Regions from separate parts of the Homo sapiens genome. Here region 2 is linked to region 1. The links are chromatin loops, found by intact Hi-C in ENCODE. Cell type or tissue: CD14-positive monocyte. All regions are shown on one strand. Links, peaks and the distances in the headings refer to the core of each region. The heading gives the core; the rest is flanking DNA.

Region 1 (6,389 bases), core at 711-5,710:
ATGTTGGCCAGGCTGGTCTTGAACTCACAACCTCAAGTGATCCACCCGCCTCGGCCTCCCAAAGTGCTGGGATTACGGGCATGAGCCACCACGCCTGGCTGGTCTTCTTTTAAGACTTAGCACAGGAGCTTCTACATGGTAGCTACTCAGTAAATATTTAACAAATTTGTGGATGAATGAGTAACTGTGAGTCTCTTCATCCAAATAATCCGGGGGACTTCTCATGCCCTTCTCTGGGGGAAAGATGCCTCTATAGAGGAGACAATTAGAAGGAGGCCAGGGACACTGCAGAGGGACGGCCTGCCCCGCCTGTCAGGCTGGCTGCAGTGGAGCCCTCTTCTGGCCAGCCTTTGCCGCTTGCAGAGTGACAGGTTCAAAGAATGAGAAGTTCCTGCAGCAGATGGGAAAATGATGAGGGCAGGGCCTGGCCTCAAAGACAATTTCATTGACACTCCCATTAATCACCTTTGGCCCTGAGTCCTTGGGGGCGTTGGGGGTGGAGGTTAGTGGAAGGGAGGGGCCAGAATGCTCAACTAACTCAGTCCTCCTCCTGACAGTGGAGAGGGCTGGGAGAAGGACTCCATCTCTTAAGTTGCTCATATGGACTTTTCACGAGTTATTCCAGACTGGCTGCAGAAAACATCATGCACAATCCTAGGTGACATTCCAGGAGGGACCAGGACAGTCTGCCTGCCCCCAGGCAGTCACATTCAGGGCAGAATGGCCAGGGAGGGGGCTAATATTTGGAGAGTCCCTTCCGTGTACCACTCACCACAGCAGGAGCTTTACATATGTTGTCTGAGGTCATTGCCACGACAACTGTGCAGGATGGGTAGTTTTTGCAGATGAGGCCTCAGAGGTTTGGGGGACTGAGCTCCTTAGTGAGGGCCAGACAGCCAGTAGGTATCGTCACTGGAAGTCGAACTGGGCTCTTTCGAATTCTAAAACTCATGTTCTCTCTAATACTCACAGCCTTACTCTCTATCCAAAATAGACCTCTGGGCTCTGTGCCTAAAGCAATAGAAAATGTAGACAAAGGACATGATACTTGGGACAGAACTATTTTGGGATGTTTTTGTGGCTAGATGCTCTGGACCTGGGGAGAAAGCCTTAAGACAAAATCTGTTAGGTCAAGGGCCTCGGGTGGATACCTTATCTGTTTATGCAACCCATAGGGAAGGGAGCTCCAGCAGAGGATACAGCACACGCAAAGGCATGGAGGTGTGACAATGGCAATTTGTTCACAGCATGGAAATGAGAGAGGGGTGGACGTGCCCAGAGGGACGAGCTGGGCTGCTGGGCCCTTACAGTCTTACAGTTCCTTCTGTAAGAGCAGAATCTGCTCTGAGCCAGGCAGGATGCTCTAGGGAAGGAGTCAATGCTTGCACCATCCAGAGCCCCTTTGTTGGTAATGGGACTCAACTCCCAGCCAATCTAAATGGGAGACATTCTAGAAAATATTAGAGAGTTATCTAGAAGCTGGTGGGTGAACGGTATTGAAGGGGTGCAGAAATAACCGTAGCATTTTTTTGAAGAACTTAGGAGTGGCATCTTATTCTCTCATAATGTATGTTTGCAGCAGAGTAATGAGTAGGACAATCAGATACACATTTATCCCATAGCTCGTGTCAAACAAAAGGAGCAGGAATTCGGAGACAGTCATTTCACCCATAGGATGTGACTGATATTTTCCATATTGACACAGTGTGGCCCAGTGTTAATGCAGGTCATCAACACTCTTTTACCAAGTTTTTACCGCTTGCCAGGAACTGGGACTAGGCAGTGAACTAGGCAGACACGGCCTCTCATTGAACTTATAACCCTGGTATATCTAGGGAGGCCGGGAAATGGATAACTAAACGCATCATTGCATCCAAGAGTTTTGGCCAAGTCATTGCAACTTTCTCACGTTAGTCTTCATAGTCTTCAAACTGGGGAAATTTTCTAAGGGAAGTCAAGACAGAGATGGGGAATGGCTATCTATAGTTACAAATATTAACATAGCACTTTGGAGGATATGATTTGATTTCCATATCTGGAAGTGTCCTAAGAGAAGATATTATCTTTGTTCATGTTCTATAAAAATCCAAGAGTATTTGTAATTTGGGCCTGAACCATTTGTCCTTGTCCTAAAGGGGTGGCGCTCAGGCAGTGACGTTCTAAAATTTAACTTTGTTTCTTCATGCCAATACCTTTCCCCTTGTGGGGCCCAGGATTCTCTTTCCTCTTCTTCCGTTTTCTCTGTTCCTCATGCCAATCTTAGTCAAAGTGTCTTTGCTAATTTTGAAACCATAGGGTTTTTAAACCTGTCATTCTGTGTTTGCATGTGGAGTGGGGGAGGAGGTTGTCTCCTCAACCTTACTTTCCCTGGTAATTAGCTTGGAGATTCATGAGAGTTCATTGCCAGTCAACTCCACTTTTGTGACTGGTCTTCTGTCTGGCACCATGTACTTTCCAAGAGTTCTGCTCTTAAGCTGCAGAACAGGCATGAAGCAATCTCACTTTGTTGCCACTTGCTCCACAACCACCATTTCTAGGTGGTCCCACATCCCTTAATCCCTCTGGTCTCCTGAAAGACTGGTTCTGGTGGCTAGATGTTTGTTTTAGCCTAGAAGGAAAAGTCTAGATGTAAGCTTTCCTGTGGCAAGAGAGCCCCAAGACAACCAGTAGTCAAAGCAGACACATCCGCTGTGTCTGTAAATGGAGAAGACTCCAGGGGAATGGAAAACAGTCCCATGAAGATTGAAATCCCTCCTGTTCATGAGGCAGAATAGGAAGTGGAAGCTTTGAGAAGTGAGATCATATTGTAGGATCACATTGTAAGCAGAGCTGGGACTTGAAAACAGATCTTCCATCTCAGTCCAGAGGGGGCAAAAATAGAGAAACCTTAGCTTGAAAAACTCAGGGGATTTGGACAGTTGTAAGGGAACTAAAAACAACTGCCTGCCCTTGGAAATCTGCATGGCCTCGGAGACTGTGCTAAACACATTGGGTGTGTTCTTTTATCCAATCTTTACTGTAACTAAGCATTTTAATCAATGGCCAAGTCATCAGTTAGGTTAAATAACTTGCTCAAAGCCTTGCCCTGAGAACACAGCAGAGTCTATGGCCATACCATTCTGAATGTGCCCTATCTCTTCTGATCTTGTGAAGCTAAGCAGGGTCAGGCCTGGTTAGTACTTGGATGGGAGACTATGGCGAGGCTGAGCCAGGATTTGACCCCAACAGTTGAGCTCTATCCTCTCTCAAATGCTGCTTTTGCTGAGTCAGACAAAAGAATTATGGCTTTCCTCTTAAGACCTAGTCATCTTTTGGGAGATGTCTTTCTCCAGGAAGACCTCCCTAAATGCTCCAAGCCACAACCAGCACATCTCCCAGATACAAATGTCTAACCTCTAGGAAACTTACTCAGCAGCCCACCTCACCCCACCAGTTTCCCATGGATCTGAAGCTCCATGTCTTCAAGACAGCGGTTCCTGCCTTCGTCATACTTTTGAGTACCAGTTCCCTCCACCCCACAGTTCCCAAATTTTAATTCAGTACCAAATTCTCAGGAGACACTCAGAGACTTGCAAAGTCAAAGGGGAAGACTGAGAAAGGGAAGCTGTGGGAACCAGAACTCGCCTGTGACTAATGCTGATCTTTCACTGAAATCAACTCTTTAGGAAGCTCTTTGAAAAAAATCAACTAATTTTAAGTCAAGTAATTTTTTTTAACTCTACGAATTTCCTCATCTGCCATGGGAGGTAATATATTCAAAGCACCTAGGCACACATGGATATTGCATAAATGGAAGTCATTATTATTATTATTCAAGATCCATTAATTTCATTGGTCAGTTGAATAAGGATGTATTCCCCCTGTTTAATCTAAATTCATCAAGTGTAAGATGGTGGCCAAAAAGTCATGGTGTAAAGACAATACTTTAATCCTGACTATCATTCTTAGGCACATAAATCAGCCCTCTCTCTGAATTCTCTTAGTGTTTTCACTTGAGTCTCACTCCCCAATAGTTGGTTGTGGCAATGACTGACCTCCCAGCCTCCTCTCACTTCTCTCTTTCGCCAGGGTCCCGAATAAGTGACTCTAAGGAAGAAATAAGTACAGCAGTTCTCCCTTATCCAAGTACGATATGTTCCAAGACCTCCAGTGGACCCGATACCACAGATAGTTCTGAACCCTATATACAGTATATTTTTCCCTTGACATACGTACCTATGATAAAGATTAATTTAAAAATTAGGCACAGTAAGAGATTAACAGTAATAACTAATAATAACAGAACAATTAGAACTATATACTATTCATAATTTCACAAACAGAGGATTCACTGTTACCACAGATCTTAGCAATCTCAGCACACAATGTTTTTCCTATCCTTAAGTCCAGAACTTTCACCTTTTCCCCTAAAGGAAGCACTTTACAGCTTCTCTTTGGCATATCTGATTGCCAGCATCTCGACTCTAGTTCTTTGGGGCTACTACCAAATGAAATAAGGGTTACTTGAACATGAGCACTGTGATACGCAGCAGTCGAGCTGATGACTGAGATGGCTGCTAAGTGACTCACAGGTGGGGAGTGTCTACAGCAGGGATATGTTGAACACAGGGAGAATTCAACTTTTCTTTTTCTCCTTCCCTTTTCTTCCCTTTCCTCTCCTCTCCTTTCTTTTCTTCTTTTCTTTTCTTTTTCTTTTTCTTTTATTTCTTTGAGGTCTCACTGTGTTGCCTAGGCTGGTCTCGAACTCCTGAGCTCAAGTGATCCTCCTGACTTGACCTCCCAAAGTGCTAGGATTATAGGTGTGAGCCACCACAGCCGGCCAGAATTCATGTCTTGAGGGACAGAGCCAAAGCTGGAGGGAGCAGGATTTGATCACACTACTCAGAATGGCACACAATTTAAAACTTATAAATTGTTTATGTCTAGAATTTTCCATTTAATATTTTCAGTCCATGGTTGACCACGGGTAACTGAAACCCTGGAAAGGAAAACCATGGATAAGGGGGGACTACTGTAATATACCTTGAATCCAAGCCTTTAATAGAGGGGTTCTGAGGACTCCCAGAGCAAAGGGGTAGGTCCCAAAAGGCAATAAGAGCATCTCTGGCTGTTATTATCAAAGTCAGAAAGATGGAAAGAAAGAAGTTGATAACCAAGAAAAAAACAACATGGTGGTGTATGGAACACTTGGACTGGGTTGTCTTTCTGGAAATAGCCATATGCATGATATCAAGATCTTTCCTCACCTCTGATGCTGCACTTTTATTACTTATATAAGAATTAAGCTTCCAAGCTTCAACCAGCTTCTTCATCTTGAGACATGAGGGAGAGTAGGGTAGAGTGATGGATTGGGCTGGGTGGATTTATTTATAATTTGGTCATGTAATAAACATTTTTTGAGCAACTACTATGTGAGACACAGGATACTGGGCTTGGAAGGCAAGGCACCGAACATGATCCTGCTGCCTGCCTTGTTAGAAAAAGGTACCAACCAGTAATGCTCATGAAGAGGAGATGAGGAGATAGAAGTGTTCACAGGGTATCATGGTAATGACATGTATCTTTCCTTTGATTGCAGGGAGACTCACACATTCCTGGACTCAAGCACAGCATGGAGCACATGGCAGCTCTCAATAAACTGTTGTTGAATGAATGAGTTACCATAGTTATTTACTAGTCTGTCTCCACTATGGGGCTGTGAATCCATCCTAAGTAATAATTGCTTATGCATGTAATACACTATAAAGTCAGGATAGCTAAGAGACCCCAACATCTCAGAAGCCTAGAACAACAAAGTTCAATTTTGCTGAAGTTACAGGTCACCATGGATCAGCGTGGAAGTTCTGTCCATGAAGATTCACACTGATGAAGCAGCTGCCATCTTGGATGTGGTGGGGTATTGTGCCCATTATGAAAATCACTCTATGGAGGGTCCAGCTAGCACTTGCAGTTAGATCTGCCAGCCTGGAAGTGGTTCACGTGGTTACTGCTCAGGACTCACTACCCAGAACAAGGAGGAGAGGAGATACACGAAAAGTGTGAGCTCTGCAGATTGTTTTAGGTGTGTGTGTGTACGTGTGTGGTATGGGAAAGGAGGAGTGAATGGGCCAGTGAATGGGAGGAATCCCCTTTGCCCGCTGCTGCGGGGCTGTTGTTCTAGGGCCAAGTACCAAGTGTGAAGATACACAGAGGGATAATGGCAGAATGGCTCACGGCCAATCAGCTGGTGGCGGACAGTGCAGAGGCACTACCTCTGGGATGCACCGGGTAGTATGACATGGAGAGAGTTCTTCAGTCTTTTGGGCAAGACACTTCATCTTTGTGAGCCTCTACCTCCTCTTCTATGAAATGAGATTAAGATGAACACCTGCTTCAATGGTGTTGTCAGG
Region 2 (6,389 bases), core at 845-5,844, 64 kb after region 1:
ACTGGTTAAAAACTAGAAGAACAAAGCAAGATATAAATGCACTGTTTGAGGCAGATGTGCAAAGTTAAAGTGAGAAGGCAGGAAGGCAGGAAGACCCAGTTCTTCACTAGCTTTTGTCTTATTCATCAAAGGAATGAGCTTAAACCAGAAAGAGCAGAACAAACATGGCTAGGAAGGGAACAGAAGATACGTGAAATGATACAGACGGCCCCAGTCTAGGCAAATGGATTCAAGTCTTCAAGGAAGGTATCTTACCAGGATCCCCACACTCTGATCTTGTGTGACACTGATACTCCATAACATTGAACAAGGAGAGGCAGATGAAAGGTTTAACCTGCAAGATCTTGCTTCTGACAACCAGGGTCTGACCACTGACTCCATCACTTAGCCTGTTGTGCCACCTTTGGCAACCACTTTACCAATTTCAACCTCAATTTTTAATCCACAAAATATAGTTTTGCCCATAAAGTCTGAAGACTTCAATAATTTATTATTTTTTATAGACTGAAGATTTTCTTGATGATATTATGCCTATTTCCCCTTGTTTCCAGAATTTATGCCTCCCTGCAGAAATAATAACAGTATCAACCTCATAGGGCTGTAGTGAGGCTTAAATGCACTAAAATGTATAAAAGTACTTATCATGATACCTAGCATACTAGGGGCTCCATAAATTTAAGATGTTTTGTCCAATCCACTTTCTAAAAAAGTTGATGAACAGGGTTCTACCCCCATTTAAACTTTTTCCATCCCAAATTGCAGCATTTAAAAATCTGCAATATATCTAATTTAGCACAACACCTATATTTAATGAATTTCTGTTGGATATAGCAACATTTTATACACTTCAACAGACGTGAGCACGACATTAAATTTTCTACACCCTAAATTAGTTTTAGAGACAGTAAACTAGGGCAGGGCTTGGAAAACTTGTTCTGTAAAAGGCCAGATAACAAATATTTTAGGCTCTGTAGATCACATACGGTTTCTGTTGCAACTGTTTAACTCTGCAGTTCCAGCAGGAAAGCAGCCACAGGAGTATGTAAATGCAGGAGCATGGCTGTGTTCCAATAAAACTTTATTTACAAAAGTGGATGAAGGCTGCATTTGGCATGCAGGCTATCGTTTGCTGACTCCTGACCTAGGGTGCTGAGAAAATTGGCAAATATCACCAGTAATTCTTGAGGCATCCAGAGACACAGGGTAGTATCTGGGAGCCTCTGAACAGGAAATGAATAGATTTTCAGAAAAGAGAAACGCAGATGAAGGATTCCAGATGGGATAAGCTGGATTTTGGTCCTGAGGCTGAGAATACCTTGCCCAAGGCAATTCATAACGTCCTAGCAGCTGTGGGGTTTGGACCCCGGCATTCTGGCCTCACAGTCTGCATACTGAACTACTGTACTTCACAGCCCCAGCCCAGAACAGGGGGTGGCATGCAGTACAGGGGAAATCTCTGGGTGTGAAGCAAAAGTGGATTGGATTTTTAAATTGTAAAAAGGTTTTTAAAAGCCTGCTTTCTAAAGAATGGCTTGGGGCAGGGGCTTTAGGGGGAAAACAGGGAGACCAGTTCGGTAGTGCCTGTGGTGGAGGGTATAGAACTAGTTCCCAGGCTTGGCACAACCCCTGACTTCTTGTACACATTCCCGTTTTCTGGGTAGTTCTCTCACAATGACATTTATTATCATATGGCCTTTGTTATCAGAGTTGTGCTTTATATTCTTAAAGCGCTTTTGCTCTTTGATGTACCTATTTTCTCATTGATAGTCTCTCTTGGAGGCAGATGGGTCTGGGGATGGCAGTGTCCATGCACGGACAAAGCCATGAGTTATTATAAGACAAGAGATAAAGCTGCAAGGTATTGATTTGACAAGGTCACATAGCTAGCTTTTGGAAAAACTTGCTATAGGTGAGTCAGCTCCACCCAGGGTGGCCCAAAAGTAACTAAGGTGGAAATAGTGTTTTTCTGGCTATCATTAAGCGTTCTCTCTCTCTATCCAAATGATACACATTTTTGTTCATCGTCATAATGTTGCTTGACAAGCCTCGTACTGTCGCAGGGACTGTGCCACAAGTGCTGACCGCTTTATCTCTTTTAATCTTCACAAGTCCCTGAGGAAGATACTCTTAGAAGCTGATCTTATAAAGGAGGAAACTGAAGCCCTGTCATTGACAAACAGGCATTTGCAATAACATTCATTCCTATGTAAATATCCTTTACAGAGTGTTCTTTCCATCACCATTTGATCGCCAGAAAATCCTGCTAGGTGCCAACCAGACTTACGTGCAAACCTTAGCTTTGCTGTTTCCTTAATGCATGATAACCTGAACAAACTCCTGAAATTCCCTTGAGCCTCAATTTCCTTCTCTGTGCAATGGGCATAAGAATTCCCAACCCTGTGAGTTGTAAGGATTAAGTGAAATAGCAAAAGTTGCTTTCATCCCTGCAGCATGCATTAAGAAAATCCTATGGAAGTGATTAGCACCTGACATAGGGTAGGTGCCTAGTAATATATTGCCGCCCTGGGAGTCTCTTATTTTTTCTTCGCTTATTTTCAGAGGGCATTGCCTGGCCAATATCATCCTCATTATATATAAGCTCAAACAAGTGCAAATCAGAGCTCCTTTTTTTTTAAAAAAAGAAATCAGGTTCTGCATTTGGAAGAGCCTAGAGACAAGGAAATGCAACTTGAGGCATTTAGGGCAACTCCAATTTTGGGGGCCACTTGGTTGTGCTGGAGAGGGAAACAGGGGCAAAAGGAGAATTTGAAATCCCCACAGGTTCCTGGGAAACAATGGAAGTCACAGGGTGGGGCCCTTGCATGAGAATACATTCTTTTGATTTTGTTTTGTCTTTCTGATTGGCTGCCAGTTTCTTAATGCAATATGAGAGCAAGAGGGAGCTAATTCTCTTCAGAGCCTAAAATCCCTCGAGCCGAGCTGGCACTTGAACGAAGACAAAGCTTATTGAGATTGGGCAGGGAAGTTGTCACTGTGTGATTTGGGAGTCTTTCATTTGGCCAATATAACTCCATTAGATTTTGGAAGTGAACCCAGGTAGCAGGGAGGGTTCTGGAAGTAACATTCTCCAACCAGCTTGTAATTAAAATGGAACCCTTTGAAGAACTGGTCCTCTCTCAATTGCTCCAGCCTCTCTCTGTCAGATTGAATGCCAGGAAGCCGCTGCCTTAAGCTTTGGCTAGTTTTCTGCCAAGGCGTTTAACTCTCAGTTTTGTGTTGCTTGTATTAGTGCTAAGGGCATAACTGGGTGCAGAATCTGGTACATCATTGCATCTGTCATTGTGTCTGTCTTTAGCTCTTCCTAATAACCACAGCTCTGAAACATGAAGGAGCTGTTTTGCAAGCTGTATCTTTCACACCCGCCCCCACTCACTCCGCAACTTGCCCCCTTCCTTCTGTGATTTTTTTTTTTTTAACCCATGTTTCACTTCCCACATTCTGGTTCTTGTTCTTCCTGGAGAACGGGACCAGGCAAGAAACACCAGGGCACATTAGGTTAAAGGAAACCTTATTTCCCCCTCTCTGCTAGAAAAGTCAGAGCTCTCAGAGTTGAGTGATCTTCAAAACCCAGTTCCTTATAAGAAGGGGGCTGCCAGTGAGTGACTGAGAAATGGATGGTAATAATCCGACTCTAGACCGACTAAACTGGAATTTGGAGAAGTGAGAGTTTGCATCAGTCTTTGCTTCCAGAAAGCTTTATATAGGAAGAAAGTGCCACGCAAATGAGATTTCACAACACCGGTATCTGGTAATTTTGGTTGCATTTCTTCTGGGTCCGTGGTGGAATTCACAGAGAAAAATGCAAGAGGGAAATTGTTGCATTGTAATCTGCTTTCCAAAATCTCCGTCTAGAGTCCCCCAAAATTAAAAAAACTGTACATTAAGCAACAAAGTGGAAAAAAGACATTATCCAGAAATATGATGGAAGTGGTTCATATCAGTCACGGTGTCTTCCCCCATCTGAATAACCCTCTAAACACCCTTATCTCCCACACTGTGTTAGGAATGAGAGACATCTGTTCATCTTCTGTAAAGTGAAAATAAAGCATCTTAGAAAACTGTACTATTCTTATTGATCTATAGTATATAATCTAATTAAAACCAGTATGCCTTCTACTTAAATACAGCTTCAAAACAAATTCAAAACAAATTTAACATCTCTCTCTTCCAACTCGATTATCTTTCCTACTCACTTCCTACATGGAAATGTTGGTTATATGGTTAATATCCATACAGCATAAAGAACAGACACACCATACAATAAACATTAAGTCATCATAAAAAAAAAACAGCAAAAGACTATGGATTAGGAAATGAGCAACTAATCAATTGGCAAAAATTCAACCTTACTGATTATCAAAGAAATTTCAACGCACCATTTTTTACTAATCAAGTAGCAAGTCTATTTTCATACCGATTTATTCAAAGCAGGTAAAAGTATGGGCTGCAAAGGCTCTCATCCTCCTGCCATATCCCAAGAGGGCAAAGGTTATCTACACATGCCGCCTGCAATCCAATTTTATGGTTCAACATTCTTTATGCCCAGATCATTCCAAGCATAATTTGACGCTAGTGGGCATTTTGTTTTTGAGAACAAAATGTGTATGTGGTAGATATGTTAAGGAAACTAAAGCTCCAAACCCCCTCAGTTGTATAGACTTCTTTGGAGATGCCAGGAAAGGCTCTTGCAATTTTCTATTTCTAATTTTGTTAGCAATCCAAACATTTTATAAGCTCTGAGTCTTGGAAATCCAGGCCCACCTTTGAGCAGAGTTGGAGGAATGGTGAGAGCCGTACAGGAATGCTCTGGCCATGATCATGGCTGGTAGCCTGAAGTTAAATCCAAAGGGCTTAGAGGAAGCCAAGAGAGGAGATACTGGGCCACCCACAGGGTGGGGAGGAACACCAGTGGGGAAAGACAGAGGTCAAGGCAGAGCAACCTGTATTGAAGATGTTCTGTTAGTGATCAAAGGGAGAGGTAGTCATCAAAACAGCTCCCCTTCACTGAACAGCCAGAAGGTGCCACGCACAGTGCTTACAAATTTGAGGCATGAACTTGGAAATCTGGCTCAGCTCCTCTAAGCAGGAATTGCCCTCCTCGGTGTATAAGTCAGGAATGTGTGGCTTGCAGAGATGAAGGGACTGGCTCCTGGTCACCCAGTGCCTAGGCAGTTGGTTAAAAGTTAAACCTGGCCAGGCCTGCCTGACTCCAAAATTCCCATCCCTTCTGCAAAGCCACCTTCCTTATTGGACAAAATATTGCAAACCCCGGACATGAAGGCCAACCCTGTGAGTGGCGAACAATGGTAAGAAGCCATGTAAAGCTGTAAAACAAGGAGAAAAATGAACCTCTGGGCTCAGATGGGAAATGGCTTCAGATATTTCAAGAAACAAAGTGGGTTTGTTTGAGGATTGAAGCACCTCAGTTTCCCATTTATTCCTAACTCAGCAAGTGGATCCACAATGAAATCAAGTCCCTTAACAAATAGAGCTAATGCAGGCCTAATCCCACATGGAAGATGAAAAATGTGTCTTAATCTTTTGCCTGGCCTGGAAAACTAGACCTTGGAGTGTGTGTGACTGCCACTCCCATCAGTCAACATATACAGGCAGGAAGACTTGGGGTGAGGAACGGGGTGGTGTTGGATGAAATGGCTTCAGAGAAACCTTAAATGCCAGCTGGCCCCGCTTAGGGCATCAGAGTCATTCCAGCTGAACTGAAACAAGTATTTCTTAATCTCCTTCACCCTTCATGGCTTGGACTCCATCTACTAACTTTGAAGTTTGCCTTTCTTTCTTGATGTTATGGACTTGGTTTCCTCATCTGTAAAATGGATCAATACAGAACAGAAGGTTTCCAAGACATCCACCGCTCTTCTTACACGAGCCACCCGCATCTCTGGCCTGGACCATAGTCATACCTTCTACCCGCCTCCCTGTTTCCTCTGGGCTCCATACAAGAGCCACAGACATCCTTTAAATGGCTCAGGCACAGCATGGGTCTCCAGCTCTTGGAGAGTAAGATCTAGACTGCTATGGCTCCACATTTCCAGTGTCTTCCCTGGCCTCCTTTCTGCCCCCATCTCCTGCCACTGTGGCCTCATTCCCTCCATTCAGAACCCACACTCCTATCCCTTTTGCCTAGAATGCTCCTCCTCAGATGCCCACCTGGCTCCCTACTTCTCTGCTCTAAGCATGTCCTCAACAAAGAGGCCTTCCCTGACCAACCAGTACAGTGGCATCCTATCTCTATCATTCACTCGACTTTATTTTTTAAAAGTAACATTGCTGTTTGACTTTCCATAGACGTAAAAGTTAATTTGTTCATTACCTGACTTTAGAACATCTGCTCTAGGAGGGCAGAAACT

Evidence for each region. Hi-C counts contacts between places; a loop is a spot of excess contacts. Peaks named below come from ENCODE experiments on the same cell type or tissue, not always from the same donor. Only the 100,000 strongest peaks of a DNase experiment are listed, where the experiment ranks them.
Region 2: it touches region 1 in a loop (2.4-fold over the local background); 6 of 110 quality-filtered maps call a loop at or near these places.

What each region holds. Positions count from the first base shown.
Region 1 is chr16:79,261,353-79,267,741 of GRCh38, forward strand. It overlaps a transcript of MAF not described here and the pseudogene RNA5SP431. Among named protein-coding and RNA genes, the nearest start is that of MAF, 340 kb to the right of the region's middle. In CD14-positive monocyte, for the core only: a CTCF peak has its summit at 734; DNase peaks (open chromatin) are centred at 2,299, 3,589 and 4,549; H3K4me3 peaks cover 631 bases; H3K27ac peaks cover 507 bases.
Region 2 is chr16:79,325,657-79,332,045 of GRCh38, forward strand. It overlaps a transcript of MAF not described here. Among named protein-coding and RNA genes, the nearest start is that of MAF, 270 kb to the right of the region's middle. RefSeq lists an enhancer at 2,551-3,426. In CD14-positive monocyte, for the core only: no CTCF peak of the experiment used is centred there; a DNase peak (open chromatin) is centred at 3,675; H3K4me3 peaks cover 2,707 bases; H3K27ac peaks cover 3,999 bases.